Regions from separate parts of the Mus musculus genome. Here all the other regions are linked to region 2. Evidence: chromatin loops called from intact Hi-C (ENCODE). Cell type or tissue: heart. All regions are shown on one strand. Region 1 holds the start of Tpp2 (tripeptidyl peptidase II). Region 2 holds the start of Uxs1 (UDP-glucuronate decarboxylase 1). Region 3 overlaps Uxs1 (UDP-glucuronate decarboxylase 1). Region 4 holds the start of Tex30 (testis expressed 30).

Region 1 (8,000 bases), 110 kb after region 2:
TCTAAGATCAACTGTAGACAAATGGGATCTCAAAGAATTGAAAAGCTTCTGTAAGGCAAAGGACACTGTCAATTGGGGAAAAAAAGGCAACCTACAGATTGGGAAAATATCTTGACCAACCCTACATCCAATAGAGGGCTAATATCAAATATATAAAAAGAACTCAGTAAGTTAGACTCTAGAGACCCAAGTAACCACACTAAAAATGGGGTACAGAGCAAAACAAATATTTCTCAACTGAGAAATCTCAATGCAAATCAAAACAACCATGAGATTCCACCTCAGACCAGTCAGAATAGCTAAGATCAGAAACTCAGGTGACATTAGATGCTCGCAAGGATGTGGTGGGATTGCAAGCTTGTACAACCACTCTGGAAATCAGTCCGGTGGTTCCTGAGAAAATTGGACAGAATACCACTTAAGGACCCAGATATATCATTCCTGGGCATATACCCAAAAAAAGATGCTCCAACATATAACAAGGACACATGCTAAACTATGTTCATAGCAGCCTTATTTAATAATAGCCAGAAGCTGGAAATGACCCAGATGTCCTTCAACTGAGGAATGGATATAGAAAATGTGGTACAATTACACAATGGGGTACTACTCAGTTATTAAAAACAATGACTTTATGAAATTCTTAGGCAAATGGGTAGATCTAGAAAATAACATTCTGAGTGAGGTAACCCAGTCACAAAACAACAACAACAAACAAAACAAAACAAAACAAAACAAAAAACCACACACAGTATGTACTCACTGATAAGTGGATATTAGGAAAAAAGTTAGGAATACCCACCATATGACTCACAGCTCATATGAAGCCCAAGAAGACTAAAGTGTGGGTGCTTCAGTCCTGCTTAGAAGATGGAACAAAATAATCATGGGAGGTAGAAGCAGGGAGAGAAGAGGGATGAAGAAAAAAGAGATCAGGTGTGGGAGGAGACAGAAGAGAATTCAGGAAATTGAATGGAGCAGTGTAGCAATAGGGAATGGGGAACTGGGGGGAGCCACTAGAAAGTCCCAGATGCCAGGAAAGCAAGAGGCTCCCAGGACCCAACGGGGATGACTTTAGCTAAAATACCCAAGAAAGAGGACAGAGAACCTGTAGAGAACATATCTAGAGGTAGGCCTGCACCTACCTCATAAATATTAACCCAGAATTGATTCTGTCTAAAGGAAATGCAGGGACAAGAGTGGATCAGAGCCGGGCGTGGTGGCGCACGCCTTTGATCCCAACACTCGGGAGGCAGAGGCAGGCGGATTTCTGAGTTCGAGGCCAGCCTGGTCTACAGGGTGAGTTCCAGGACAGCCAGGGCTATACAGAGAAACCCTGTCTCGAAAAAACCAAAAAAAAAAAAAAAAAAAGAGTGGATCAGAGACTGAAGGAAAGGTCATCCAGAGACTGCCCCACCTATTGGTCCATCCCATCAGGAGACACCAAACCCAGACACTATTGCTGATGCAAAGAAGCATTTGCTGACAGGAGTCTGGTATGGCTGTCTCCTGAGAGGCTGTGCCAGAGCTTTAACAAGCAGATGAGGATGCTTGCAGCCAACCATCAGACTGAGCAAGGAACCCTAATGGAAGAGTTAGGGGGAGGACTGAAGGACCTGAAGGGGTTTGCAACCCCACTGGAAGAACAACAAAATCAACCAACAAGACACCCCCCCCTTCCCCCCCAGAGCTCCCAGGAACTAAAGCACCAACCAGAGTACACATGAAAGGACCCATGGCTCCAGCTGCATATGTAGCAGAGCATATATGCCTTATCTAGCATACATGGAGGGAAGACCCTTGGTCCTGTGGTGGTTCCATGCCCCAGTGTAGGGGAATGCTAGATCAGTAAGGTGTGAGTGGGTTGGTGGATGGGTGGGGGAACTCGCTCATATAAGCAGGGGGCCAGGGGGATGAGATAGGGGGTTTGCTCCAAAGGGTAGCAGCTGATGGCTCTGATTTTATAAGAGACATACACGTGGGAATCTTATACTTATAACTAGAATAGCCTGGTTTTTTTTTTTAAGATTTATTTATTTTATGTATAGGAGTACACTGTAGCTGTCTTCAGACACACCAAAAGAGGGTATCAGATCCCATTACAGATGGTTGTGAGCCACCATGTGGATGCTGGGAATTGAACTCAGGACCTTCAGAAGAGCAGTCAGTGCTTTTATCCGCTGAGGCATCTCTCCAGCCCTAGAATAGCCTGTTATAAATGGAAATATGTCTAATTCTCATCAAACTTCTAGGGAAAAGCTGCCTTTTCTTTCCTCCCTTCCCTCCCATCCCATTTTTTGTTCATTTTAATCTTAAGATTTACTCATTGTTTTCATCAACTTTGTAATTGTAAGTTAACTTAATCCAAAAGAAAAAATTAACATTCTGATCCCAAGAAATTCTTTCAAGTTACAATTTAATATATTTTAATATATTTGCTCATAGAGCAAAGTATGAGGAGTCAATGGAAATGCTGTGGTTTGAAACAAATGGCATACACGGGATTCTAGGAACCTGCCTCTTAAACTGGAGACCATAGAAATGCACAGGGCCCATGATTGAATAGGAAAAAATTATTTTCATCCTCCACATGTTCTTAATTATGAACACAGGCAACCTTTGTTATTAAAGTGTGTAGTTTAGATATATTCAAATGCCATTTACAATTGTTTTCCAATTTAAAAATAACATTAGTTATTAGACTTGACGATGGCTCTGTTATTTAATTTTAAAAAGAGCACACATGTAATTACTTACATATATGAAACTATTGCAATACAACAAAAATTAAGTTGTTATAATTCTTTCAACCGTCTACTTCCTGTATAATCCTATATATTTCATCTTATGCATTTAAAGACATCTCTGTGGTAAGGTGTCTTGAGTTTGTCAATGGGATAATTAAGATTACTCTGGGCGCCTTCTTGCTGCTGGGACTTTTGGAGTAGACACAGCAGTCGCTGCCACTAAAGAGAAGAATTACCACACTTATGGCTGTGGTTCGGTGCTCAGTATTTCAGAGGCCTCCAGGCAGGCTACACACTGAAAAAACGTGCAGAATCTCTCACTGGTACAGAGTAGATTTGTCACAAATAGGAAAATATTAATTCACCCCCACAATATTCTTAATTATGAATGTTGGCAACCTTTGTTACTGGATAATCTGTGTAGTTTAAATTTCAAATGCCATTTACGATTGCTGTCACTGTGCATCCTAATGGGAAAAAAACCCCGCAAACTATGGCTCGGTAACTGTGTTACAAAGAGGAACTTCACTGGAGAAAAGGCAGGTATTTTTCTGAAATTCCGGATGCCAAGGGTAAGTAAGCCACGAAGACAGGAGGGAGCTCATTTCTGTCACGTGTTTTGCTTTGGGGACTCTGGCGACAAAACAGCCGACAACCCACTTCCTGTTGACTAAACAGCACCTCACCCTGCCAGAAAGGCCGGGCCGCTAAATCTGAGACTTCCGCGCTCGACTTTACAGGCTTCCGGTCCGCAGCGGGTTAAGCCAACCTCGGCGGCGTCGCGAGGATCCCACGCCTCAGGCAGACAGCCCGTTCCTCTCGCTGCTTCTCACGGAGAGTGACAGCTCGGAAGGCAAGAACCTCCCTCCAGTGCGTTGTCATCCGCAGCAGCGCACACTCCGTTCCAGCTCTGCAGCCTGGGTAACATTCCCTCGTCGTGACTCGTAGCGGCGCCGTTAGCTTACGTTGAAGCGTATGATTGGCTAGACACCTCTGACCGCACACGATTGGGTACTGGTGGCCAGGCTCCGCCCCTTCCCCACCTCCGTCCCGCGGTAGCCGGGTGTCCTCGCGCCGCTCGTCCGCGCGCTGCCTGGCAGTTTGCCTCTTCCTCGTCTGTCCTCCAGCTTGCGTCCATGGCCACCGCCGCGACCGAGGAGCCCTTTCCTTTCCACGGTCTTCTACCAAAGAAGGAGACCGGGGCCTCCTCCTTCCTGTGCCGCTACCCGGAGTATGACGGGCGCGGGGTGCTCATCGCCGTCCTGGACACAGGGGTCGATCCCGGGGCCCCGGGCATGCAGGTGAGGCGGCGCCCAAGGGCCCGTAGCCCAGAGGGCCGAGCCTGGAACAAGGCGGGGACCGGACGGGCCGGGGCGGCCCGGACAGCTCTGGGAGACCTCCAGGCCCTGTTCCCTGTCCACACAAAAGCGGTGTGGTCAGCGTGGCTGTTCGGGATCGGGGGCCGCGGGGAAGCTTTGCTGGTCAGCCTGGGCGTTCCAGGCCCCACACCTCTTCAGGGTCCGCACCCGACCTCGGCATGGGAAAATTTTACAGTTTTATAGGTCTGGGAGGGCGCGGGAGCGTGGGGGGCACCAACGATAGGGGTAACAGCCTTGAAGAGATCCTTAGTGATGTTTAAGAGATACTCGTTTTGGCAAGGCCAGCAAAGTGAGTTCCCAGAATTCGACCCAGTCCGCTTCCGGAATGGTTTCTTCTGATACTTTTGTTCTATTTTTAAGTTATTTGCTGGTGTTTGTTCAGGGTCCTTGAAATCTTTTGGGTTAGTCTTTTTTTTTTTTTTTTTTTCAAAGGGCCCGACTAATTTGTTTCGGGCGAACTTTTCAGGCCTTATAAAATGTGCATTTTAAACGAGAGAACATACTTTGATTACGACTTCCTAAAAATGACTTCATTTCCTTTATTCAAGTTAGAAGTCTTTAAGAGCAGGGACCTTACTGATGTTAAAAAAAAATGCCTGAATAAAATGTATTCTGTGTTTAAATAGCCTCTTACTAAAACCCCCTCATAAGTACTCTCTAACCTTTGTTGAAGAGCTTATCTGACTAAAACTAGAGTTTATTTACCCTCTTTTCGGTCCGTGGTCAGTTTATCAAATAGATAGATTAGATCACATTGATACCATCTTATCCTTGTTCCTCACAAAAGAGGGATACTAATTCCTCTCCTCCTAGCCCTTGATTTGTTTCCTCCAATCTTTAGTTTTCTCATTGTGCTGCCTAATAATTGACATAAATGGATGGGAAGGTAATTGACGTACATGTTAGAGGTTATTGGAAAGGATAGGAAAGAAGCCTGTGTGGACACTCTGGGACTCTCAGGGAATCCTGCTTCCAAGTGTTTGTTACTTCTTCCCCTTTCTGGTGCACACCTGAGCCCTGAAGCACACAGTGTCAGAGTCTCTGATTAGAAGTTCAAGTGACTACAGTTATTTTATTAATAGTAATTGCTAAGGTTTAAAACTTGGTAACAGCAATGACACGTTGTGAATTTATTACACAGTGGAAGTGCTTCCCAATACACAGGAGTGTGTGTTTACTTTTTGTAGGGTGTGGGAGAACAACTAGGGTAAGTGGCTCACTAGTTCTTAGCGTTAGAGGTTCAGAAAATCCTGAAGATTTTGGCGTAGTACTACTCAGTGGACATTTGTAGAATTTTTGGTTCTGGTTAGAGTATTTTGTTTCTGTAAAGTAACAGTTTTTACCCCATAGGATTACTTGATAATTGAGCAGCCAACACACATGATTTTACAGTGCTAAAGTGTTAAGTACTTTTTTTTTTTTTTAAAGTCCTGAATAAACACTAAATGCTAGCAGAAGGAGTTCATGTTGGGTCATTGTCTGAAGGGAAAATATGCTTGATATTTACACAAACATTAACATTTAGTCAATAAAACATTGAACCAAAAGAAAACATAAGATCATCCAGCATTTATTCTCAGATTCTAAACATGATCTTTTGTTTAAATTCAGCAAGGAACTTACATGGGTGACTTTGATTTTTTTTTTTTTTTCTTACCTGAGGAAATTATTTTGTAGCTCTGTGTGTACATCATTAAGGTAAAAAGCAAATAGAAATAAAAAGAGAAGGAGGCCTTTCTGGCTATTTGAGTTGTCAAATGGGATCTAAGTAAAGGACTAGAGGTTACAAATGAGAACTTGGAGAAACCAGCCAGTGTCTCCTCCTTTAACTTCCTTAGACCAAGTCCTTTTTTGTCACAGCTTCTGGGTGTATGCAAAGTAGAGGGCAGAGTCAGGTGTGATAGCACACTCCTGTATACAGACTGCATGAGGAGATTAATAATTACCTAAATGTTTAATATTCTCTCAGCAACCATTCAAGTACCTAGTATGTGGCTACAATTCCATTGAATAATGAAGTCCTGCAAACTATGACTGTTATAGAGATGCAGTGAAAATGACAGGAAAACTGACTGAGATCGTGAGTGAGTTTCCTGACAAGATGAAATTTGGTTTAAGCCATATAGATACAGAAGCAGTGCTCACTGCTACTAATCTCACCACTGATCCATGGTTTGCTTTTCCAAACCTACTATTTATCAAGAGCAAACCAAGTATCAACATCTTTGCTCAAAGTTTGCTTTTTTAATAAAACTCTAAAATTTCAAATTTTATTATAAGGCCCTTCCCCTACTAACGCTAACCTTTGAGTGTAGCCTCAGCAACACCCTTCACTCCTATACTTCACTCTTGAATATTTGATTTCTCTCTTTCCCAGGTACCCAGATGTCTCAGGTCCTAATACGTGTGTTTGCATGTGGTGTTTAAATTGCCCAACAGTTTTCTATAGTCACTTGCAAGCTGCTGCTTCATTCTTTTAAGACATCACAGATTTAATTCAGCCCTTTGCCTGCTCTACTGTTAAGGTCTGTGGCTTCAGAGAAAATATTTCCACTATTACCGATTGTATTTCCTACTTATCCCAAAGCTCGACTGCAAAATTTTCATGTGGTTTTTGCCTTTACATTCTTTTCTATCCCTCAATTTTGTGGTCTCTTTGAAAAATCTCCAGTGGAGCATATGTATTTTGCTTGCCGTGTGTGTGTGTGTGTGTGTGTGTGTGTGTGTGAAGTGCAGGTCACTTCTTATAAGTAAAACTTATGGAAATAGTACATGGTAAATAAACCATTAAATCCCGTCTGGCTTTTTTTTCTCTTACTGTTTTTGCTCACATACTGATAATGAGGATTTATTTTACTAGTTTAATATGATTTTGATACTTACTTTTTTTCCTGATTTGTGGTATTGAGCCTTCTGGTTATCATCAGTCTTCTAGTATAAATACTTAAAAAAAACTAAAGAATTGTTGTTCAGAAAAAGAATAGCTGAACCTGTCAGGCCCTTTGAAGCTTCATACTATCATGCTCTCGTTTTTTTGTTTTTTTTGGGGGGGGTGTGTGGTTGTTTTGTTTTTTTGGTTTTTCGAGTCAGTGTTTCTCTTTGTAGCCCTGGCTGTCCTGGAACTGACTCTGTAGACCAGGCTGACCTTGAACTCAGAAATCTGCCTGCCACTGCCTCCTGAGTGCTGGGACTAAAGGCGTGCGCCACAAAGCTCTCGGTTTTTCAAGGTGACAGGACAAAGAGTTTGGTGTGGGATCCACCAGCTGTACCTTCTTTGCCCTATCAAGAAAATAAATTCTGTCCTCCTATACGAGCCACTTCTTCCTTGAGTATATGTTAAATACAAAGCTTTGCATAGGCTATAGAGGGAATACTTTGTGTGGGAGAAAAGGTTCATAGTGGTAAAAAAGACTCAGTAGTCATGGCCATTAACTATGATTTTAAAGACTTACAGATTTTCTAGGTTGAAGAAAAGTCTAAAGAGTTTGTGGTTGTTAATTTTTGATATTTTTTGACATTTGGTATTTTTTTCTTTTTTCTTTTTTTTTTTCAGACTTTGTGTTTCCATACCTTATTCCAGCTAGTTTGTGTGTGTGTGTATGTACATGCAAATACAGTTTTTAACTAGTATGTGACTATATATATATATATATATATATGTACAAAATGATGAGTTTTTCATGACAGTTTTATATATGTATATCCCAAAAGACTTCAAGTAATAAATGGGAAAAAAGTTAGCTCTCAAAAGAACAGGACTTTTGAGTTGGCTCATTGAATAAGTATGGTTGCTGTCAATCCTGACAGTGAGTTGAATCTCCATGACCCACATGGTAGAAAGAGAGAACCAATTCCTACAAGTTGTCATCTGACT
Region 2 (8,000 bases):
GTGCAGGAGGATGACAGCAGATGAGGCTGTTGACTAACACACCTTGCAGAGATTATCTGACTACAAGCCTTGCAAAAACTTATCAGATCTTTTTCAATTCTATCCAGGCCAAAAACCAAAAGCACTATGGGCAAGCATTCTGAACCTGTGCCAGCTACATGGAAGGTTGCAGTGAATTTCAATTCATTCCCTTAGGGAGTTACGGGGCTCTTTCAATGTGCACTGCCTTAAGAACTACATGGCCTGATGCAAAGGCTAGGAAAAGAATTAAAGTGCAATGCTAAGTCAGCCTAGGGTGACATACATGAACTACCCTGACACATAAGCTGCATGAGAGCAAGGACAACACATCTACTACAGCAAGAGCGAAGGCTGGGAAAAGATGACGACGCAGACAACTTGAGCTCTGCTGGAAGAAAAAAAACAGTTATAGAAAGCAGACTAAAGATGATGGTGTTATAATTGGGAGTATTTGTATATTGTTACACAGAGGTAACATCAAGTTCTATTTTAACAGAAGGATAGGATTATTAGTAAGGAGAAACAGAGATTAGAAAAACGCAGGCATATCAGAACTAGATAATAAAACTTCACTGCTAAAGACAACATGCTTTGGCTGCAGAACATAGAGAAATCAAGCTGGAAATGATGTGAAGCCATCCCCCCACCATTCCCTGATGGCACATGCCTTTAATCCCAGCACTTGGGAGGCAGAGGCAGGTGGATTTCTGAGTTCGTAGGCCAGCCTGGTCTACAGTGTGAGTTCCAGGACAGCCAGGGCTATACAGAGAAACCCTGTCTCACAAAAAAAAAAAAAAAAAAAAAAAAAAAAAACACCAAAAACGAAACCATCCTCCCTGTTAACTACATTTCATAGTGGCAAAGGGTGTTACACAGGCTCATAGATGGTATCCTTGCAAGAAACCCTCATGCTATAATACCAACCTTCCATGTAAGATGTGTCAGTGTTGCAAGGTCACAAAACTTATAGAGAGCAACCCAACTGCCCTGGATTGGTTTGAAGCCTGCCCCACAAGACTGGATTCAGACCTAGTGCTATAAACTTGGTTAAAAGGCCATGGCTCAGAAGCAGGCTCCTAATACTGTGTGTGGTACTGCTCTGCTAAGAAAGCACGTTGTCCAATTGCTTCTAAATATGTATGCTCAGACCCACAGGTTAGTGTTGCCCTCGACCTTGGCCAGAGTAGCTTCTCTCTGGCTCAGCAGTTAAGAGCACTGACTGCTCTTCTAGGGGTCCTGAGTTCAATTCCCAGCAACCACATGGTGGCTCACAACCATCTGTAATGGGATCTGATGCCCTCTTCTGGTGTGCCTGAAAGGTGCAACAGTGTACTCACATATATAAATAAATCTTAAAAAAAAAAAAAAAAAAAAAGATCTGTCACTGTGCAGACAATCAGTCCCTCCAAGTGCTCAGCTCTAAACAAGTCTCTATCATCAGGCAATATATTAGAGAACAGGAGGCCAACCAAAGGGCTGAAGGGTGGGGAGGAGCACTGTGAAACACTGTCTTTAGGAAACAACACAACCACTGTAACCATGAACTCCCTGCAGCTGCAGTTACCTACGCAAGATCAAGTCAACAAGATGGGTCAGCATTGAATGAACTCAGTGGGTTACTAACAACAAAAAAGAAGGGGCTTGGGGTATCTAGAGGAGAGGAAAGGGTGAGTTGGGGTGTATATGAAACATTGTTTACATGTGAATTTGTCAAATAATAAAAGGTATTTTATTTAAAGAGAAATCACAGGTGCCACCAGACTACATTTCCAGCATCCTATTATGACCAATCAGCAGCTCTGTAACATTTTCGTGGCAAAGCAGCTCAGACTTACTGCTACCTCTCATTACTAATATTGTCTCCAACCAGCCTTTAAATCCTCACAGTATACTCAACACCCATTCTCTGAGCTGCCTGCTCTAGTCCTTGCCTGCCTGGGTAGCATCATTGTTGTGCTGCGATCTGACACTCCCAGAACACTGCTCTTCCATGCATTACTAGACTACTACTATTTGATCTTCAGTGCCAAAGGACCTCCGCAAGTGCTGCTCTTTCTGGAGCATTCTCTCCTGTTAACCCCTACATATCCTTCATTCTCAGCTCACATCCTGGCTTCTCAGGGAATCCAACACACTTGATTTCTAACCCATCCCCTCCCACCACATCAGTTTGTAAACTTAACCTTTTTTTGACATGAGTACTGGACTCAGGACCTTCTCTTTCCAAGCAAATGGTTCTCAAAGCGCTGTCTCCCTCAGAAGGACTTCTGGGTTGCTGAGACTCTGAAGCCACCCCAGACTACAGAGTGAAACAAATATAAATAAAAGACAAACAAGAAACTACTCGATAAACCAAGCTATTGAAAATGGAAATTATCAGGCCACATCCCAGAACCGCTGAACACAGAACAAACTGTTTTAAAACCCTACTGGATGACTCTGATGCACTCAAGAGTGTGCTGAACTACTGGGTCTATGTTCTGTACCATCAAGGCAAAACCCTGATGTTTCTGCACTTCATGCTGTGCCCTGTTACCACTGTCTACAACTGACAATGTTAACAACTGAGAGAAACATGATGGTCAAATGAAAACTCTTGCTATAGCTTCATAAATTCCCTATTATCAATTCTAAACACCTATGCCTCACTTCGGTATCCCTCCCTAAGTAAATCAGCCCTGAAATTGCTATCCAGAGACCTGACTTCTAGACCCAGATCACTGCCTTTCGGGCTGGAATGAATCTTGGCCCTCTAAGATTGATAAAGGTGCTAATCCCTCATGCTTTTAATTTTCTCACCCATAAAACACTATTACTATTCATATTTACCTGTATTACCCCTGGCAGGATAAGGATCATACCTATACATACAGTTAAGCACTCAGCTAACTTAGGCATTACTAATAAAACAGTAATAATTACTCAGCTGTAAGGGGTCTTTTTCTTGAATAATCATCTTCTTCAATACAGACCACACTTGAAGTTAATTCTTCCTTCCTTGCTGAAACCAATCAAATCTACCAAGCCACCCAGATCTAAAACTTCTCCTAGCAACCAGAAGCCTTTCCAGAGCTTCCTGGCTGCTGCTGCTGCTGCTGCTGCTGCTGCTGCTGCTGCTGCTCCTCCTCCTCCTGCTCCTCCTCCTCCTCCTCCTCCTCCTCCTCCTCCTCCTCCTCCTCCTCCTCCTCTTGCAACAGCTGAGCTGTAGCAGCCAGTCTGCATCCTACTAACACCATCATCCCATCAGTTGAACCCACGTTCCAAAGTACCTACTCACCTGGGAATCAGACCCTGGAAACTCAATCACTTAGCAGTTTTCATTCGAGTATGTTTGCCTGGGTGGCCAGGATTCAGAAGGAGCTCACTCACTCTGAGAGCTATTTTTAGCCCAATTTTGGTACTTGGTAAAGTAGTAATAGCTGTTATATCCAGTTGCACAGAGCAAAAACAAACAAACAAACACCAAAAAACTAGACTTTGCCTTCTCTGAGAAGCTGAGGGCCCCTCAAGATAAACAGGCTAAGGATCCAATTGACACCCGCCCCGCCTGCCCCCTATGCTGTGCCTCCTTCCGCGACACGCTGGAGGAGTACCTGGTGGCGCGGGAGGAGAGTGGGGAGCGGGGAGTGTGAGACAGGATATCAGAGCATGGCCACACAGGGCATCCACGGAGAATGGCAACACTCAGCTGCTGAGTAATTTTCCTGCGGAGCAAACAGTCGGAGCAGGGACCCTGCCAATAGCTATAATATTTTTATCCTACTTAACCAGCACCGTCCCCAAGGATGTCCCCGCGCCGCACTCTCCAGGTTCACCCTAACCCTAACCCTGGGTGCTGTGGACAGCACAGCACAGCGGTTCGGGTCAGTACGAGCTGGCGGGCGCTGCGAGGTTGGCCGAGTCCGCAGTGTCTACAGCTCGGGGAACGTGTCCACCGCGTCCCGGGCAAAGGCCCCAACACCGGCCACCGGTCCGACGCCGGGCCTACGCGGAAGCGGGCAGCAAGCAAAGCGGCCAGCGGCTCCACAGCACAAGTTCAGCCTCGTGGAAGCTGTGAACCGGTCCCCGGCCCTGAACAGCCTGCTGCTCGGCCGCAGCGCCCGCTCCCCGCCGCGCGGGAATGAATGGGCTCCCGCCCACCGCGCACGCACTCACAGGCGGCGTAGGCGAACAGCGCGATGCCGAGCAGAAGCTTCATCCTCCTGCGGTTGACTGAAGAGACAAGGCGCAACAGCCCCTTGCTCACCATGCCCGGGAACCGCTCGGGTCCGGGGCCTGCCGCGCCGGCCAGCCGCAGCACAATGCGCGGCGGCCCGAGCCCCGCCCCCGTGCACCAGCCCCACCCCCGCGCGCCCGGCTTCCTGCCGGCTAAACCACTGCGCTCGCGCGGCTGGGTCCCGGCCTCCGGCTCCGCCCACAGCCGTGCCCCGCCCTCATCCTCCTTTTCCCCGCAAGCGCAGTGTAATCCCTGAGTTTTCAGGATGGTGTCAATCAACCAGGGATGGGTGGGCACAGTGGGTGGCTCGGAGCGCGCATGCGCAGCCCAGTGTGCTTGCCCCCTTTTCGCTGCTGGGGTAGCGTTCGACGTTTGGCGCGGATCTCGGAAGTTCGCCTGCAACTTGCAGGGCGCTTGCGCGTTCTTAGTCCTACACGGCCGGCTGGGCTGTGGCCTCGCGCTGTTGGAGATGAAGAACTGGTTTGCTGTAATTGGTGTGTCTTGACAGTGAACAGTTGAGTTTCTATGAGTGCGGGGCTAGTAAGTTGCCTTCTTAGCTGTTCTTTTTGCAAGGCAGGAAAGTGATAAATCCCAAACGCGCCGGTGAATCGACAACACTTCTCTTCATTTTCTTTATTTTAAAGATGAAGGGTATATTATCATGAAGAGGTTGTTAATCGTTGGAATTTAGGACAAACCACACTGCAGTGGGAACAGCAGAAATGAGCAGGGATCATTTCTGGTACAAAGTGTATGGGAATAATTTCAGAACAACAGACACTTTGCCTGATCATAGTTACCAAAAGCGAGACAGAATGCTCTGGTTATGTCTTCTCCTTAAGCATAGCACAATGAGATCTGAGGTACTTTTCCTCTCAGATGTTTGAATATTAATGAGACTCAGTGTTGGCAGACAGTTTCACATTCATAACAACCCTGATAAAAGATAGAAACATGAGGGCTGCTTGAAGACCTATGAAGAAAGGGTTGCCATCTTCAGATTGTATGAGTGTACTGTAATGTTGGGATGTCTGCATGGTTAAGGAGGGAAGAACATAGACCGGAGACTGTGACTCTGGATTTTCATGTCTCCATCTGTAAGTCATTTCCAATTCAGGAATTTTCTGGTGAGTTTTAAGAACTAAAAACTATCCATTGAAAGGACAATTTAGAGCAAAAGCTCCACATCCTATCAAATAGGCAGACTCTTGTCAAAAGTAACTACATTAATAGTGTAGAACACAGAGGTTCCTAAAAGTGACCCATAAAACTTTGCTTTGAGCAATAGTGATAGGAAATGGTGAATTAATCAGTTGATTTTGGACTGTATCACCCAGTACTGTATTGTACCTGTCAAGCTATATCCTAAGGGAATGCATACAAAGAGTCTTCAGAAACACATGTTCTGCTAGGCCTTAGGGTATTTGATAGAATCAGAAAAGTCCTCTTTCCTTAAGATACCTTCCATCCATCTGTCAGGAAATTGTCATAATAAATGCATACCCTTTTGTCTGTAACATTGTACAGATCTATGGTGTATATCTTAAGTGCATCCAGGAAAGGAAATGGAGTTGAATGATATTCCCTGTGCACTAGGGGCTGTGGAGCTGGGTAGGTATATCTGCTCTGATGGGGTTTTCTGGAGTGCAACTGGATTATAATTACTACGAGAGCTCCAAAGAAGCAAGCTGCTGAAACATGAAAAACCTCCATAAAATAGTCTCTCTCCTCATGTTCTTCCCTGTTTGTCTCCATTGACAAAGACACATAGTCAAGGGCATAGACAGGGGAAGGAGATGGTACTGAACTGAGTCAAATGGAGGGAGGGAATCACCATACAACTATACAGCTTATAACATAGTAAGAAACATCAAGTCATATATAAAAGAGAGCATGTGGGAAGAACAGCAGATTGTTCATTTTAAGGTGATAATTTTGAAAGACAACATGTATGTGGACACATACAAGAGTAGGTACTTTACTATCATACTTCCTGTGCTTGCAGGTGACCAGCATAAGGCAAAGGAAGAGTTAATGATGTGGTGGCAGAATCTGCTTTAGAAGGTGGTGTGCAGATCCAGCTGGGTTGTGTGTGTGTGTGTGTGTGTGTGTGTGTGTTTGTGGATGGGGGGGGGGCGTTGCTTAATGTCAGTGGGAAATAACTAAAACATCTCAGCAGAATGAAACATAGAGTCTGGAGGGAGATAAAAGCAGAAGACTCCATGCAAGGATATCAATTTGTTCATATTAAAGCACAGAGGACCCAGTTTAATATGCAGGACTCAGCAGAAGCAGAGTAATTCAGCGAGACAGCAGCTCTAGAAAGCACAAGGTCTTACTTCATTCACATGCTAAAAGAAGCTATTCCTGAATCAACGTTGGCCTGCGGAAAATTTGCAATGAAAATGGGGAACGTCAAACAGCATCTTTTCAATAGCATATATAAATAATACTAAGATAAGGTAGCATTCCCTACATGGTCCTCAAGCATTGAAAAAATGCAACATAAGTACACAATGGACGGGTCAGAGAGAGAACTCAGGCAGTAAAAGTGTCTCTTGTACAAGCCCAAGGCCCTTACTTCAATCCAAGAACCCTTGTAGGGACAAAAGCAGCAGGCATCCTGGCCATGGTGCAGTAACCACAGAGTCTTCCAAATGATCAAAATGCTGAAAGGAAGTGGCCACTGAGAGCTCAACTGTAGGAGAGGCATCTGTGTTGGCCTCCTAAGCTGGGGAAATTCTCAGGGAAAAGAGGGGAAGAGCACACTTTCCATTCTAACTTGTTGAACTGTGCCAGCAACCCATGCCAAAGTCCATGACTTAGACACATAAAAGAAATAGAAAAATCTGATTTTAAAGGCATAGAAACCACCTTCTTTCTTTTCTTAATTGACTAATTTTTATTATAGTCAACACAATATGTATTTTATACCAATCATAAAAATGATGGACGTGTTATTAAATGAACATAGATAAAGTCTTTTTGTTTGTTTTGTTTTTAGTAGAGCTTTAAAATCTTGGCTCTTACTATGGTACAAACCCAAAATAAGAACAATTTTTAGTTATTGGAGCTCACTGTATTCAGGCTGTACTTCAGTGTCCCTCTCGTCAGCAAAGGATTTTACCTCCATAGTAGCTAAGCTAAGCTAAGAGTTGACAGTTCTGCTGCGCCAAGGAATGAATTGTAGGTATGATTGTTTGGATACAGATTTCCTGTTATGGTCAAAGCTATTTGACTTGAGTGACTGTCACATTCTCAACCTGCAGGGAACAGGTTACATTCATTTAAGAAATGGTGTGTGAATTAAGATGGTCTATCCAGGAAGTCGTTCATCAACTGTTTCAATGAAGAATGAAACCACTTTCAAAAGCATCATAACTTGTCCAGTACAAGAGATGCCAGTCCAGATACAGGACAGGTTCTTCAGAACACCAAACAGAAACCAAAAGACAGCTCTTCTATCATAGTATAACGAGAACACTAAATATGCAGAACAGAGAAATTGTATTGAAGCAGGAAGAAAGAAACATCAAGTCATATATATGGTCATATCAAGGAGAGCATATCAGAAGAACAGCAGATTAGTCAAGGATCCTTAAAAAGCCAGAAGGACTTGGAGTGGTGTTCTGGAAGAGAACATCTCCAAGCCAGACATCAATACTGTATCCAGTAAAGCTGTCACAGCTGAAGGAAAAACAAAAGCTTTCCATGCTAAAACAGACTACGGGAATTTATGACCACTCTAAAGAAGGTACTTGGA
Region 3 (8,000 bases), 50 kb before region 2:
GGCCAGGATTGAGACGCTGACTCCATAACGTATTCACTTTGCGATCACAAGGACCTAAGCTCTATCCCCAAAACCAACAAAAAGAAAGAAGGCTCAGCATAGTGGCGCCCAGTTTGTAACCTCAGCGCTGAGGCGGCAGAGTCTGGAGATTCCTGGGATCTGCTGGCCAGCTGCCCTATCATATTTAGTGAGCTCTAGACACAGGTGAACCAGACTCCAAAGTCACTCTCTGCCCATTACAAATACATGTGCACCTCCCCGCACATGGAAAACCTATATGTATTCATGCTTTTATCAGTGAGCATCTGTATGTGTCCACATACATAAAGGTCTAGTAAAAGTTATCTCAGAAGTCTGGTGTGTCAGTGAGCATCTATAGTCTCAGAACTTGGAAGGCTGAGGCAGGGGACCACAAGTGGAAGCCAACCTAGGTTATATAGCAAACTGGAGGCCAGCCTGTGCTGCATTCAGTTTTAAAAGACAAAATAAAACAAGAAAAAGTTTTCCAATACTTACCCTCCTCATAAGCATTTTGTGATGCTGCAAGGGAAGGCAGATGCTTCACAAAACCCAAATGTTCTAGCAGCACTCATGCAGAAAGTGCCAAACCACAGGAGTCAACTGGACCACCCTCATTACTTAAAACTCCTAAAGACGACAGCTCTTACAGAATATACAAATGAATGCTGACAAGGAAGCAAAGCTGTCACTGGGCCTTTTAGACAGTGAACACGGTGCGGGCTGGGGCACCTGCTTTGCCATTTCAATTGCCAAGAACCTCAAAGAAGAGGCTGTGTTACACTGTCATGGCACTTACAACTAGTTTCTGTACAATTTGTGTTGCTGTATTGTTTTCCTACATGGCAAACTTACTTCAAAAGTGATCTCTTCCAATTTTACATCTCAACATCCTCACTTCCCTTGTCCAGAAGAATAATGTACAAAGAGAAAAAAAGGACATCACGTCAGGGTCTGGCTCCTCACTGTACCCTGCAGCCAGCTGGAGTTTGGATGGTGTACAAACCAAACATGAACTACAAATCCACGCCAAGCTCCTGGGTACTGAATAGCTCGGGAGGCATCATGATGGTGGTGAGTAGGTAAATGTAACCTGGAGTTGACTGGCACTACCTTTCCTGGTTCTTTCAGGATTCTTTCTGTAACAGGTGAGGAAATGAGCACATGTCACTAGCTAGCTCCCAGGTCACCGTGTTCACTGCTCATGCTGAAGAATTGTACCAGCAAAAGGGACAAAAGCAACTTCATGTTGGTAATCTCCGAGATGCTTTCAGAGCAAATAGGAAAAGTCCACCTCTATGGAATCATAAAAACCTCATCATTATTAGATAGTTGACCTGACTCAGGCCTCAGAGTAGCAGTAAAAAAAAGAGGCTGTGTCAACAGGCTGGGTCCTCTAAGTTGAATCCTGAACTCTGGTTCCCTCTTGCCTACAACATTATACAAACAGTCCCATGGCTTGGTGGGCTTCTTTCAGGGGCTCCATCACTCACCTCCATATACCTCGGAAGTGGAGGCCAAGAGCAGACGGGCACCCACGCGCTTTGCCAATCCTGTAGAAAGTGTAAATCATAAGGGAAACTGTCAGTTTACACAGGCAGGCACATGTGTGTGTGTGGCCAATTTAAGCAATGTTTTAGTCCTGGAAGTGCCTTAGTATCTACCAAATTATCTACTCCTAGTGCACCTGCCACAGAACATGTGGGGGAAAAAACAAAAACAAAAAAACACCAACAAGAAAACTGTAAATGAACCCTTGCGACGAATAATATTTAAGTGAGATATGGTAGCTGCATACAGGGCCAGATCCAGACTCTGTTGAGCACAGTGTGACTCCAAGGAGCTTTGCACAGACTCTATGCCCCCCAAAATGCTAGCTACCTCATATGATTTTTTTAATTGAAAAACAATTTTTATTCATGCAATATATTCTGATCACAGTTCCCTTCCCCTAACTCCCCCCAGCTCTTCCCCACCCTTCCCATCTATCCAACTGTTTCTCTGTGTCTTTAAAAAATAACGCAAGCAAATGAAAAGCAAACAAACCAGAATCTAAAAAAGAAAAAAAACACAGATATTCACACAGAAACAAAACCAATATGAACAGAAAATTGGAAATAATACCCAAGCAAAAGACACGTAGAACATAAAATGCTTAAAATATTAAACAAAAAGTCTACAAAAATACCACTGAGTTAAATTTGTATTGACCTTCTCTGTAGGGCTTTGGGTCTACCCTTAAACGTGGTTAATATAACCATCCAGTGAGAACCAACTGGAGAAGAGTAATTTTTTCCTTTGCAATCAGATGTCAATTAGCGTCCTGGTTGGGGTGGGAGCTCAGTGCTGGGATCCTGTCTGTCTTGAACCTATGCAGGCCCTGTGCGTGCTGGCACAGCAGTCTCTCTGAGTTCATATGCACATCAATCCTGCTATTTTGGAAAACTGTTTCCTCTGAATCATCTTCTGTGGCTTCCCCGAATTTTATTAAGTAACTACACTGGCAGGTTAACTAGCAAGATAAGCTCTCCCAGCTGCTTCTCATCCTGCCTTCCCAAATGGCACACCTATCACCTCTTCTGCATACCCTGCCTGGGCAACTACCTGTATCCTTCTTCTGTCTTCCAGGTTCTGCATACAGGCACCTTCTAGAATGCAGCCACTATAATGCCCAATCCTGCCCCAAACCACTTTCCTACACTCAACACCCACATACGAACAACTAGACCGTTACTAAGTGTGGGCTCAAGCAAACATGGAAAGCCCTCCAGACTTTTCCCAGAGTTCCAACATATAGTGAAGAAGCCCATCACCTTCACTTAACTCTGATACACCCCACTGTACCCCATGACTGCACACCAGGACCATGAGAGGATCTGGCCCTGACATGGAACACAAGTCAACACTGCTGCCCAAGAAGTACAGCCAAGTGGGACAGAACAGGCATCCATGGCCTGAGGCCAGTGCTGGGGGAGTAGGATGAAGGGCAACAGTGGAAGAGAGCCAGGGGTGTGAGCTGTCAGAGCAGCTAGGGAAGGAAGCAGGAAGCCTCTAAGATGGATGTCAAGAACGAAACGGGGGGGAGGCAGGGGAGACTGAGACAGAACGGGCAGCTTCACCATCATGTTATAGACACTGGATGGCAGTACCTTTCAGAAACAAACTGAAAGGAATTATTCAAAGAGTGAGAGCAGGGGATGCTCTGAAGATGAGGACAGAGACTGCCCACTCCCATGTGTTTAAGAAGAAAATGCCATCCTGAGGTTGTACCAGATGGAATTGGCAGACTACCTCCTGGACACCAACTATGGTGTCCTATCACTGTGGAGTCTTACAGAGCAGCTGCAATGAAAGATCCTGAGGGGTTTTTTTGTTTTGTTTTGCTTTTTCTTCTTTTTTTGTTTGTTTGTTTTAAACCCTTTTGATTTTGAGATAATTGTCTATGCAAATTTAAATGCACAAAGGAGAGATCCTGCTCTCTCCCCTCCACACAGCACCCCAATGGTACAGCTAGATGAGATGCCACAATGGCCCTGTGAGCCTGACCCAATCATCACTCCAGTCAGATTGTCTTACTGACTGATGGGTGGGGCCAGTCCATTGTGGATGGTGCCACCACTGGGCTGGTGATCCTGGATTCTATAAGAAAGCAGATTAAATACGCCATGGAGAGCAAGCCAGCAAACAGCACCCCTCCATGGCCTCTTCATCAGCTCCTGACTCTAGATTCCTGTTCAGTTTGAGTTTCTACACAAGCCAAATAAAATCATTCCTTCCCAACTTGCTTTTGGTCATGGTGTTTCATCACAGAAATAGAAAATCTAAGACAGAGGCCAAGGTTGGAAATGTCAATATTCTCCAGTTCTCGGGGCTATGTACTATACCACAGGCTTTCCTGGGTCTCCAGTGTGCCAAAGGCAAATGGTGAGGATGCTTGGTCTCTGTAATCAGAGTCTACTCATAGACCTTTCTATTTGTCTAATTATGCCACACTGCTTCTGTTCCCCTGCAAATCTTAGCTAAAAAATTCTCCAAAACATTCAGCCCACGATGAGACTTGAAACCAACCTCCAGCCCTTGCAGACCCTTGGTTCATGCTTTGCCCAAATTAAGATTAGGGCTGTTTCCAGATCTATCCATACAACCTGTTTTAAACATTTCTATTAAGTCCTATTTTTCCCACCCAACATTAAAATGTGGCTTCTTCCTTCCACTTTGCAAATCACCAAAACACGAATAAGTCTAAACTAAACGTAAGGTCCTAAGTCATCATCCCAGACTCACGATCTAGTATGTGACTCTGCACGTGGCCACCTTTCTTCATACTTCTCCGTCACCTCCTCATGATCTAGTATGTGACTCTGCACGTGGCCACCTTTCTTCATACTTCCCCGTCACCTCCTCATGATCTAGTATGTGACTCTGCACGTGGCCAACTTTCTTCATAATTCTCCGTCACCTCCTCATGATCTAGTATGTGACTCTGCACGTGGCCACCTTTCTTCATACTTCTCCGTCACCTCCTCATGATCTAGTATGTGACTCTGCACGTGGCCACCTTTCTTCATACTTCTCCGTCACCTCCTCATGATCTAGTATGTGACTCTGCACGTGGCCACCTTTCTTCATACTTCTCCGTCACCTCCTCACGATCTAGTATGTGACTCTGCACGTGGCCACCTTTCTTCATACTTCTCCGTCACCTCCTCACGATCTAGTATGTGACTCTGCACGTGGTCACCTTTCTTCATACTTCTCCGTCACCTCCTCATGATCTAGTATGTGACTCTGCACGTGGCCACCTTTCTTCATACTTCTCCGTCACCTCCTCACGATCTAGTATGTGACTCTGCACGTGGCCACCTTTCTTCATACTTCTCCGTCACCTCCTCACGATCTAGTATGTGACTCTGCACGTGGCCACCTTTCTTCATACTTCTCCGTCACCTCCTCACGATCTAGTATGTGACTCTGCACGTGGTCACCTTTCTTCATACTTCTCCGTCACCTCCTCACGATCTAGTATGTGACTCTGCACGTGGCCACCTTTCTTCATACTTCTCCGTCACCTCCTCACGATCTAGTATGTGACTCTGCACGTGGCCACCTTTCTTCATACTTCTCCGTCACCTCCTCACGATCTAGTATGTGACTCTGCACGTGGCCACCTTTCTTCATACTTCTCCGTCACCTCCTCATGATCTAGTATGTGACTCTGCACGTGGCCACCTTTCTTCATACTTCTCCGTCACCTCCTCATGATCTAGTATGTGACTCTGCACGTGGCCACCTTTCTTCATACTTCCCCGTCACCTCCTCATGATCTAGTATGTGACTCTGCACGTGGCCACCTTTCTTCATACTTCTCCGTCACCTCCTCATGATCTAGTATGTGACTCTGCACGTGGCCACCTTTCTTCATACTTCTCCGTCACCTCCTCACGATCTAGTATGTGACTCTGCACGTGGCCACCTTTCTTCATACTTCTCCGTCACCTCCTCACGATCTAGTATGTGACTCTGCACGTGGCCACCTTTCTTCATACTTCCCCGTCACCTCCTCATGATCTAGTATGTGACTCTGCATGTGGCCACCTTTCTTCATACTTCCCCTTCACCTCCTAATTCTAACGTGAATCCTCAGGTTAGTGGGAGCAGGAATTCAGTCTCCAAAACTCCCATGCAGCCCCCATCTCTCCTGACCCCTCCCAGGTATATCAGTTTATCTTCCTAGGTACAAGGCCACACTACCCATTTCTGGACCAGGGCCACCAGCACTCCTCTGCTCGTCTCCCAATAATCCTAGACACTGGTGACCAGCTTCAGAGACAAAGAAAAGGAAAGCAAGCTGGTCCTTGAATTAAGTACCTGTCCCACTCCCTGGAAACTGACAAGAGCCATCCATGAAAGACTGGTTACTACAATTCAGGAAAGAAAGGTGCCTTCCCCATGTCAAAAAGCCATACTGTGAAACTACTGAACAGTACCCACAAAGGGGTAGAGGAGGGTGCAAATACCATAATCAAGCCAGCAGACCATAGGACTGAGCCAGCCATAGGACTGAGCAAGTTCCAATTACCAATGTAAGATACTCAATGTCAATCCAAAAATCTTAAATTAAAAAAATCATCAAAACAGTTGGTATCTGCGCACTGTTATGAAGAACATAATTAACTTGTGCCATCCTGCTTTATAATGTCCATGATATGACTTACCCATTTGTCCCTTTGTCAGACATATTCTTGTGGTATACATTACCCACTTATTAGTCACTGTCATATCAAGGACTGACTGTAATGGCATCAAAAGAATCATGTGTATGTTAAGAACGTGTTAATATCCCAAAGGCCCCAGAGCAGTGACTCTCTGTGACTCAAATCAACAAGAAGCCAGAAAGTGCTCTCTTCAGATTAAAAAGTAGATGCTCCCAACTCAAGAGAGAAAAATAATAATTCTGAGGGTGAAAAGATCTATAGTAAGAATTAATTTCATATTGGAGTAGATATAAAAGAAAAAGAGAGACATACTAGCTCTACTAGTATAAAAGCTAAGTACACACAGTTCAAGTGCTAATGCTAAAGACATCACAGGATTTGGTACCGTCTCATTTTAGGGAATCACAGGAGTCTTGGAATATGCATTATAGGTGGAAGGTCCCACTACTATGCACTTTTGAAATCTCTTAAAATATTTCCACAAAGAGAAAAGAAAAGAAAAAAAGAAAAAGGACAACTTACTGACCCAACATGTTTAGTGTTCCAATTGTATTAGTCTTCAGTGTCTTGATGGGGTTGTACATGTAGTTTGGTGGGGAGGCTGGAGATGCCAGATGATATATCTGGTCAACTAAAGGAAACAAAAGAAAGAATGTCATTTGTAAGAAAATGGTTTTTGCTTCTAAATCATGAGCCCTTGGATACTACCGTGTAAAGCAACTGTGCCAGTTTACCTTACGCTGAAATTCTACTTGCTAATATAGTTATGTTTGAAAACCAATCACATTCTTAACAACTTCAAACAAAGCAAACATTAACAGTAAATCACAAATAAATCATGTATAATTATAGCCTTTACTGAAAATGAAAGCAAATCTAAGATGAATGTGCTTATGTACTGAATATTGCTATTGTGAATACTGAATTTACAGAATTGATGGACATTCTGACTGCAATGCTGAGAGTATCACTTCATGTAAATGTGTAGTACAAACAGTAAAGTGTGCTTAGGAAATTTCAGAAAATTTTAGAAAATCTGGCTTGACTCTAAGTCAAAATGTACTTAAATATACATTATATATTTACAGATGTGTAAGTATATAGAACTATTTGCATAAATATATAACTATATATACACAGTAACCCATCTAGCAATTCTTAAAATCAAACATCCTATTATAACCCCATAATATTTTATAGCTCTGCACTGGAGATAGAAAATATTATAGTGTAAAAGCAGAAACTGAATAGTAAAAGAAACAGATCATAACATACAATACTGTCTGTTCTGAGCATGAGCTGGCATGGCTGGCACCGCAAAGCAATCTGCATGCTGTGTGTTCAGATCAAGGCTACAGTGAGGCTACACAGTGACACATGGGCAAGCACTGCCAGAAATATCTCAGATTCATTATAAATTTGATGTTTGGTTTGCTTGTCTGTCTGTGGAAGGTGTTTGTTTGTTTGTTTGTTACAGAGTCTAGGGTAGCTCAGGACCTTGAACTTCTGATCCTCCTGCCTGTTAACTCTCAAAGACCTGGATTATCAGTTGTACCTCAGTTACAGAAAAAAAATTAAAGTTAGCCTGGGCTGTGTAAAACCATGTCTTAAGAGGGTGGTGCCCGGGGAACTAAGAGGGAGAGTGTATCTTTTGAGCCCAAAGCATTTCTCTGACATCAAACTGAAGTCATGAAGCTGCCCTCCTTCCTGTCACTCCAGCCCATCTTTCTTCAAGGCTCACCCTGATGCCAATTTGTATGTGAAACT
Region 4 (8,000 bases), 280 kb after region 2:
TGACCCCTGTTGGATTAGATAAAGGCTGAAAGAAGCTGAGGAGAAGGGCGGCCCTGTAGGATTACCAGCAGGACCTCTAAACAGACCACCACCTTCACATACTGTACCACCAAACAGACAGCATACACCAGCTGATATGAGGCCCCCAATGCACATACATCAGAGGGCTTCTGGGTCTGTGTTCATTCAGAGATGATGCACCTAACCATCAAGAGACTGGAGGCCCCAGGGAGTTTAGAGGTCAGGTGGGGTGGGGACATCTATGTGTGTATGTGTGGGGGGAAGGTATAGGATGTAGAACAGTCGGAGGGTAGATGGGGGAGGGAATAAAATATGGAGTGTAAAAAAATAAATTAATTAAAAGAAAAGAAATACTGTCAAAAATAAACAAAACAAAACAAACAAAGTTTGGAGCTGAGACAAAAGGATGGACCATCTAGAGACTGCCATATCCAGGGATCCATCCCATAGTCAGCCTCCAAACGCTGACACCATTGCACACACTAGCAAGATTTTGCTGAAAGGACCCTGATATAGCTGTCTCTTGTGAGACTATGCCGGGGCCTAGCAAACACGTAAGTGGATGCTCATAGTCAGCTATTGGATGGATCACAGAGCCCCCAATGGAGGAGCTAGAGAAAATACCCAAGGAGCTAAAGGGATCTGCAACCCTATAGGTGGAACAACATTATGAACTAACCAGTACCCCGGAGCTCTTGACTCTAGCTGCATATGTATCAAAAGATGGCCTAGTCAGCCATCTCTGGAAAGAGAGGCCCATTGGACTTGCAAACTTTATATGCCCCAATACAGGGGAACGCCAGGGCCAAAAAGTGGGAGTGGATGGGTAGGGGAGTGGGGGGAGGGTATGGGGGACTTTTGGGATAGCACTGGAAATGTAAATGAGGAAAATACCTAATTAAAAAAAAAAGAAATACTGTCATGTGCTTTAAGTGCTAATATATTAACTCATGTAAGCATTCCTTATAATTCTATGAGGCAATTACTATTATTCCTACTTTACAGATACAGCATAGCAGATTAATTTGCTCAAGGCTACATAGCTATTAGCTAAGAATGAAAAGTCAGGTTCTTGTTCTGGAATCTTTACAATTCTAAGTCTGTACTGCCTCTACTGTGCAAACTGAAAGCAAGGCTATTATACAGAAATGATGATTTAACCCATTCTCCTACCTCCCAAAGTTGACCAGAAGATACTGAGGATATGACCATAGCTTACCTCTGTATGACTCATTTTCACTGTTGAAAAATAAGCGTAAGGTGCACTACATCTGAGAAGCAAAGGGCATCTCTCTGAAAAGCAGATTCTGTTGTAAAAGGTGAGTTGTCAGACAAGGATATGACCCCAAACTAGGAATGTGCACATTCAAAATCTGAAATAGACACAATTAGAAACTCTTTTACACACTGGTATCTCTGTACATAGTCATTACTCAACCACATATTACTTTCAAGATTTTTATGAGCACTCAAAACTAATTACAGGAGCTGGCAGATATTATATAAGACAAAGCAAATTTGATACTTTGACACAGACACCTTAAAGTAGTTCATTCCAAAACAAGATGCTATACCTTTTAAAAATATATTTGGAATATATTTATAAGAATCTCCATTCTTAACCAGCCCAACTTAATTTCTACTAAATAAGTTCCTTTGTTATTCCTTTTTTGATACAATCTCAACAATTTTTAATTATTTTCCCTGAAGCTATTAAATCAATCATTCCATTTTTCTCTCCTTCATATAACAATAGTCCTTGTCATGTGATCCTATCGACTCTGGGTTTGGCTACCAAAACATTTCAAACTTCTACTTTTGAGTTAAGCTATGGCAGATTTCTAGAAATTTCGAACTGATTTTTCACCCTGAACCACAGAGAAAATCTATCCCGGGATTTTTTTTTTCATTTTCAGCCAGAATCCTATAATGAAGATAGTCTGAGAAAACTTAAAGCCAAATTAAAGCCTGGAGCGCAGTCTAAGTCACAACTGACCTGAAGGGCTGGAAGCACTGAGAGCTACTATAATTTCTGAGATCCCCTTTTATTGTGAGAGCTTTCATTTTTCAGCATATCACTGGCACGAGAATTTCCATTATCATCCATGTGCATGGACATTTGTTTATTCAGTAGGTAACAGTAACATGGTTCAAAGCGCAAAAGATTCGAAGAATATATTTAAAAAAAAAAACCTTTGTCAAAATAAGCCTCTAATTTTTTTCTTTTTTCTTCTCTTCTTTCTCCTCTGTGCTCTTTCTAGTCTTTTAAACTTGGGGAACACAATCACTCAAGAGAGTGAAATGGGGAAACTAATGGAAATACCCTACTGCTCCTTAAAAAGACTTAAACTAACATATTAGTCTTGCACCTCTATCCACATCAATGCACTTCCCCTTCCAGTTCCAAATATATCAAGAACTGCCAGTTTTTGTGTGATCTGAAGGCTTTTATTAATTCAGACTAGTTTTATAGATTCCCCCCCCCCCCGTTGGTTTAACCACTGCTTTTTAAGAGTTCATTATTCAACTGTTAATATCTCCAAGGTGTCTTTCCCAGTGACTACCCCCCCACCCTCGCAAAAGCCAGGTTGGGTGGGGCCTGACTATAATCTCAGGATTTGAAAGGCAGAAAGGAGAATCTGCAAATTTGAGACCAGACTGGGCAAGACCCTGTCTCAAAAACAGAACAAAACAAACAATAACAAAACTAAACACAAAACAACCAACCAACCCCATAAAGAACTCTTTCCTGTCACTTTAATGGGATTTCAGAAAAACAGTACACTTAGATACATGTTTTTAAGTTAATATCAACCTGGGAAGCTCTTCCAGACTAACCTGTGATTTTAAGGAAAACGGCTTTCCTCCAGACTTCATTATGAACTTGTTCTAGACTGCTTCAGCAACACCGAAAACGTCCCATATGGTAAGCGCTCGAAGCGACTGTTATCTCCGCCCCCCCCCCCCCCCCCACGCTTTAGATAAGGGAGGACGGAAGCCTGGCTCAGCCTCAGTGTCGCCCCACAGCAGAGGGAGAACACTGCACCAACCCACCAACCCGGTAGAAACAAGGTGACGACTGTGACACAAAACAAATATAGCTGATGCGGTACGGGGTTCAAACGTCCTGGACAATCAAGCCAACAGTTTAGGGGGGAGGGGCTACTCACACTCACAAGGTAGTTATTTTCTGGTAGTTAGCTTCCACTAAGCTCCCCAAACGCCACGGCCACCCGACTTCCAGTTTAAAAAAAAATAAACATTTACTCACTGTCTGTTCCGTCTGCAGCACTACCTAGGCTGTCACCGCGCGAACAAAACTGTGAGTTCTAGGATCGCCGGGGTCGACCAACCATACGACCAAAAAAAAAAAAAAAAAAAAAAAATTCCAAACCCGAGGTTAGAGGTCGACGGGAACCGTCGTTTATTCGCTTAACGAACGCGCGCGTCCCGGGCCCGTCTGGGAGGAGGCTTAGCTCCCGTCACCCCCAACAGCTCGTGAGAGTCGCCGCGGCCCGGCTCCACCTGCCCGTCGTCCTAAACCCGTGTCCACCCTCCTCGGCAAAACAGACCGTCGGCGGCTGCCGGCCGGGAGCGCTTGGCTTCCACGGACGCCTCGGGCGGAGGAGAGCAGCAGCCCCCGAGGAGCTGCCGGCCGGCCTCACCACCGCTGCCTCCACTTCCCGCCGCCGCGCTTACCAGCGAACGCACGAGTGACCGCCAGCGCCCAACCGCCCTCACTCTCTTCAGGGAGCGAACTAACACGCTCGAAGCGACCGCCTCGCCGCCCCCGTCAGCGCGGCCCGCTACTGCGCTGGCGCACGCAGGCTTCGCCCGGGGCTCGTGGGGCGCGCCGCGAGGCTCGCCGGGAAAGAGAGTTTTCTGCCGGCTTTTAGCTCGGCCACGCCCCTCGCGGGCGCCTGGAGGCTGGACTCCTGAAGCCGGAGTCTGTATGCTGGGACCGCCGAGCCGAGCGCGGGAAAGGATTTTCTTGTCGCTGCCTTGGCTTCTTCCGGTCTGATCAGCCCATCGGAAGACACGGAGTCAACCCTGACAACTTCTTTCCTCACATCCCGCCGTGAATTCTTTATCCCTTTGCATTTCAGGCGGGTACGATTCAGTACCTCGCGGGCATAGGACAGCTATGCATGCGGCCCAAAACAAAATCTTGCACTTAAAATTCTCTCATTCTCTCTCTCTCTCTCTCTCTCTCTCTCTCTCTCTCTCTCTCTCTCTCTCTCTCTCTCTCTCTCTCTCTCTCTCTCTCTCTCTCTCTCTCTCTCTCTCTCTCTCCTCTCTCTCTCTCTCTCTCTCTCTCTCTCTCTCTCATTTATCAATCATCTATCTATCCATTCACCTAAAGTATTTTTATTTTTTGGCGACTTGACCTCGTAATTCCCTGTGCGCCAGGCTAGGTTAAGCCTCCCACATTACCATTGCCTGCTTTGTCTACCGGTCATCAGAAGGGTGGGTTGCTAGCATCCTTGTGCCCATCACTTCATTTGGATAACCCTGAGGGTATATAGGACCCATCCACTCAGTCCCACCCAAAGACTTCGTACCTTCCTCTTTAGAGCCAAATAATCAGAATTTCCTCCTGTTCTTTCAGGGGCTTTGCCACTTCACCCCAAACCTACCAAGCAAGCCCAACTGCAGAGGTTTGACTCTTCCAGTTCCTCAGATTGCAGCTTTTACTTAGGACTTCATCTACATGTCCTTTTTGTCTTTTTCCTTAAGGAGTGTGTGTGTGTGTGTGTGTGTGTGTGTGTGTGTGTGTGTATTTATTTGACTGACTCTCCTGATTAGGATAACACGTGGCAAATGTTTACTAAATGAATTAAATCCCCCTTATGCACTTGGTTACCTGCCCTCTTCTGACACAGTACATATTAAGAAACAACTAAGGGAAAGCCATTTATGACAAGTGCTTTCTCAAGTTACAGTCTTAACATTTTTAAATTAACACTTCCTTATTGTCTGTTAACCTGTCTTCCTTCTTTCCCTCCTCTGCCCGTTTTCTTCCCCAGACTCTCTCCTCTCTTCTTTGGGTTCTTGAGTGTGTTACAGTGTCAAAAACCAGGAGCCAACACTGAGATGTTGCAAGGGAAAAATTTTACTCTTACAGCCAGACAAGACTTAAACTCTCCTCAGTAGTAGGAGAATAAAAGCAGCCCAGACCAGAAACAGGCCTTTTTATGGCAAATGAGCAAGTGATTTTTAAAAAGACAGACAAAAACAAAACAAAACAAAAAACGGAGCCAACAAATGGAATTTTGGAGTTATTTTTATGAGCATAGGAATGGTACATACTCTGAGTAGACAGTGAACATACCATGAAACAGTTTATGGTCACCAATTCTTGCAAGAATGGAAACAGTTTACATTGTATCATTCACAAGATTCCTGCAGAAAAACATGAAAACAACAAACCCGACTAACCAACCAATGACATAATCAAGGTGACCTCTAGACGTGGGTGTGCTTATGGTGTGATCTGTCCCTTAATGGAGTCCGTACTGCCACTGTCCGCTCTACCACTAACACATTGCCAGCTCAGGTCTGATACCTTTTCTATGCTTTATTTACCTGTCCTAAGTTTCAATTTCCAGTAATTGTACACTCATTTGCAGCTATCATCAAATTCTAAGGGCATCTTATCATTTCTAGAGGAAACTTACCATTCCCTCTCTTACCTTTCACACCAGACACCCACCAATATGATTTGTGACTATTGAATGGAGTCACAGAATGAGATCTTTGATCTGTCACCTTGCACTTGGAATGTGTAAGTGTACCCTGCTTCTTCTTCTCAAATAATTCCTATCACTGAATCCTATTAAACAGTTTTATGTATCCGTTTACTAGTTTGTGAACATTTGGCTTATTGTGAATCATATTGCTACAGTGTTCAGATAAGACAGTGGTGCTTTTGAGAGAGAAGCAGAGGGAGATTTTAAGAGATTAAGCTGAAGGCTAGGAAGATGGAGAGAGGGTTCTCAAGGCAAGAAATGTTAAGAATGCCCCATTAGAAGAAGAAGAAAAAAAAGAGGCTAGGAAACCCCCACCCCATACATCAGAAGGATTCAGCCCTGCTAAATGTCTTAATATTAATTAACCCAGGGAAACATTTCAGATTGTGACTTCTAGGATTGTAACAACACATTTTTATTGTTTTAGAGGACTAAGTATGTGATACTTATAGGAATAGGATAGTAATAGGAAACTAATATAAAACCGTTATTTATGAACCAAAATTTGAGTTCTATGTTGTACTGGCTGGTTTTATGTGTCAACTTGATGCAGGCTGGGGTTATCACAGAGAAAGGAGCTTCAGTTGGGGAAGTACCTCCATGAGATCCAGCTGTGGGGTATTTTCTCAATTAGTGATCAAGGGGGAAAGGCCCTTTGTGGGTGGGACCATCTCTGGGCTGGTAGTCTTGGTTCTATAAGAGAGCAGGCTAAGCAAGCCAGGGGAAGCAAGCCAGTAAGGAACATCCCTCCATGGCCTCTGCATCAACTCCTGCTTCCTGACTTTTTGAGTTCCAGTCCTGACTTCCTTGGTGATGAACAGCAGTATGGAAGTGTAAGCCGAAGTGTAAGCCGAATAAATCCTTTCCTCCCCAACTTGCTTCTTGGTCATGATGTTTGTGCAGGAATTGAAACCCTGACTAAGACATATGTGTACTGATGATTTCAACCACTTAAAATGCTAATATTATTCTTAGTCTCAAGGTTGTACAAACATGGATGGTGGGCCAGATTTGGGTTGTAGTTTAAAATGTCCTAAATCAAGGCCTGGTATGGTGGTCTACTCCTTTAATCCCAGCACTCAGAAGGCAGGGGCAGGTAGAACTCTATGAGTTTGAAGCCAGACTGCTCTACATAGAGAGTTCCAGGTCAACCACGATTACCTAGTAAGACCATGTCAAAGAAAAAAAAAAGAAAGAAAGAAAAAGAAAAATACAACATAAGTTATTAAATGACCACATTGCATAAAATTCTGAAGAAGTAAAACTTGCAAAAAACCAAAACCAAAAACAAAACAGTGAATGTCTGAATCAATTACTATAACAATTCAGCCATGACCAAATAAATAATACGTAATTTGCATGGCTTTTTACATTGCTTCAAAATTAAAACGTCATTAGTACAATTCACTGTAAATGAATGCAACAAAAACAGAAAAAGAAAATATGAACAGTTCCAGTAGATATCTGAAAAACAAAACAAAACAAAACAAAACCAAAAAAACCCAACCAGTGGCTATTTAAAGCTCTTTTATTGGAGCTTGGTATTATATAACTGAATGCATATTATGTGTTCAACATTTATTGTATGAATCCCCATTAGTAATGGTTCACTTGGTTGGGCCATCCCCAACATAAGGTCAAACATCTTGGATGTTTCAGTCAGGGTATTTTTCAAAGAGATTAACATTAAAATCAGTGAACTTGGAGTAAAGTAGGTTGACTGTTGTGTGTGAGCTTTATCTAACTGGAGGAGAAACTTCAGTGGTGGGACTCATGGACTAGCATGCCTGGCCCCTAGCTAGTTCTTTAATTGCATTTTCAAGCTAATTGTCATTTTATTGACCCATTAAAATTTGTTGTCCCTTCCACAATCAGGGAAACCTGTTAGACCCCAAAAGAATCATCTTTGTAATCAAGATGCTTAAGGACTGAGGATTAGGGGAGAGTCTACAGGGAACTACTGCAAAGTATGGCGACTACATAATATAAAGAATCAGAGGTGTTACATTCCTGAAAGGAGCTAGAGAAAGTAGAGTCGATCCTGACTTCCAGAAAAAGGGAAAAACAAATACCAGGGCCGGAGGGAAACGAGCATTGGGTGGGCGGTGACAGGATTTGTAATAAGTGGTAATAGGTTTGACTACCAACAGAGGCAGAGGCCAGATAAAGGCAGCTCTAGCATGTTTTATTAGAATGAGGTTTGACTGAGACTCAATGAGTAGTTATTCC

What was found. Hi-C counts contacts between places; a loop is a spot of excess contacts. Peaks named below come from ENCODE experiments on the same cell type or tissue, not always from the same donor. Only the 100,000 strongest peaks of a DNase experiment are listed, where the experiment ranks them.
Region 1: it touches region 2 in a loop (6-fold over the local background); 12 of 42 quality-filtered maps call a loop at or near these places.
Region 3: a loop joins it to region 2, with 2.2 times the contacts of the local background. A loop is called at or near these places in 12 of 42 quality-filtered maps.
Region 4: it touches region 2 in a loop (3-fold over the local background); 3 of 42 quality-filtered maps call a loop at or near these places.

What each region holds. Positions count from the first base shown.
Region 1 is chr1:43,930,206-43,938,205 of GRCm38, forward strand. Tpp2 (tripeptidyl peptidase II) reads left to right here and starts at 3,789. Exons shown (of 29, transcript NM_001310540.1): 1 at 3,789-4,048. The coding sequence starts at 3,884. In heart, no CTCF peak of the experiment used is centred here; a DNase peak (open chromatin) is centred at 3,716; H3K4me3 peaks cover 2,924 bases; H3K27ac peaks cover 1,832 bases.
Region 2 is chr1:43,823,439-43,831,438 of GRCm38, forward strand. Uxs1 (UDP-glucuronate decarboxylase 1) reads right to left here and starts at 4,401. Exons shown (of 15, transcript NM_026430.4): 1 at 4,177-4,401. The coding sequence starts at 4,270. In heart, no CTCF peak of the experiment used is centred here; DNase peaks (open chromatin) are centred at 3,693 and 4,533; H3K4me3 peaks cover 2,641 bases; H3K27ac peaks cover 1,911 bases.
Region 3 is chr1:43,773,306-43,781,305 of GRCm38, forward strand. Uxs1 (UDP-glucuronate decarboxylase 1) reads right to left here. Exons shown (of 15, transcript NM_026430.4): 7 at 6,760-6,864; 8 at 1,512-1,571. Among named protein-coding and RNA genes, the nearest start is that of Ecrg4, 47 kb to the left of the region's middle. In heart, a CTCF peak has its summit at 3,167 (motif pointing right); a DNase peak (open chromatin) is centred at 3,006.
Region 4 is chr1:44,098,608-44,106,607 of GRCm38, forward strand. Tex30 (testis expressed 30) reads right to left here and starts at 3,834. Exons shown (of 6, transcript NM_001356297.1): 1 at 3,721-3,834; 2 at 1,241-1,394. The coding sequence starts at 1,255. It overlaps Poglut2 (protein O-glucosyltransferase 2), which reads right to left. Exons shown (of 10, transcript NM_023645.3): 10 at 7,939-8,000. In heart, a CTCF peak has its summit at 3,918; DNase peaks (open chromatin) are centred at 3,134 and 3,874; H3K4me3 peaks cover 2,539 bases; H3K27ac peaks cover 2,140 bases.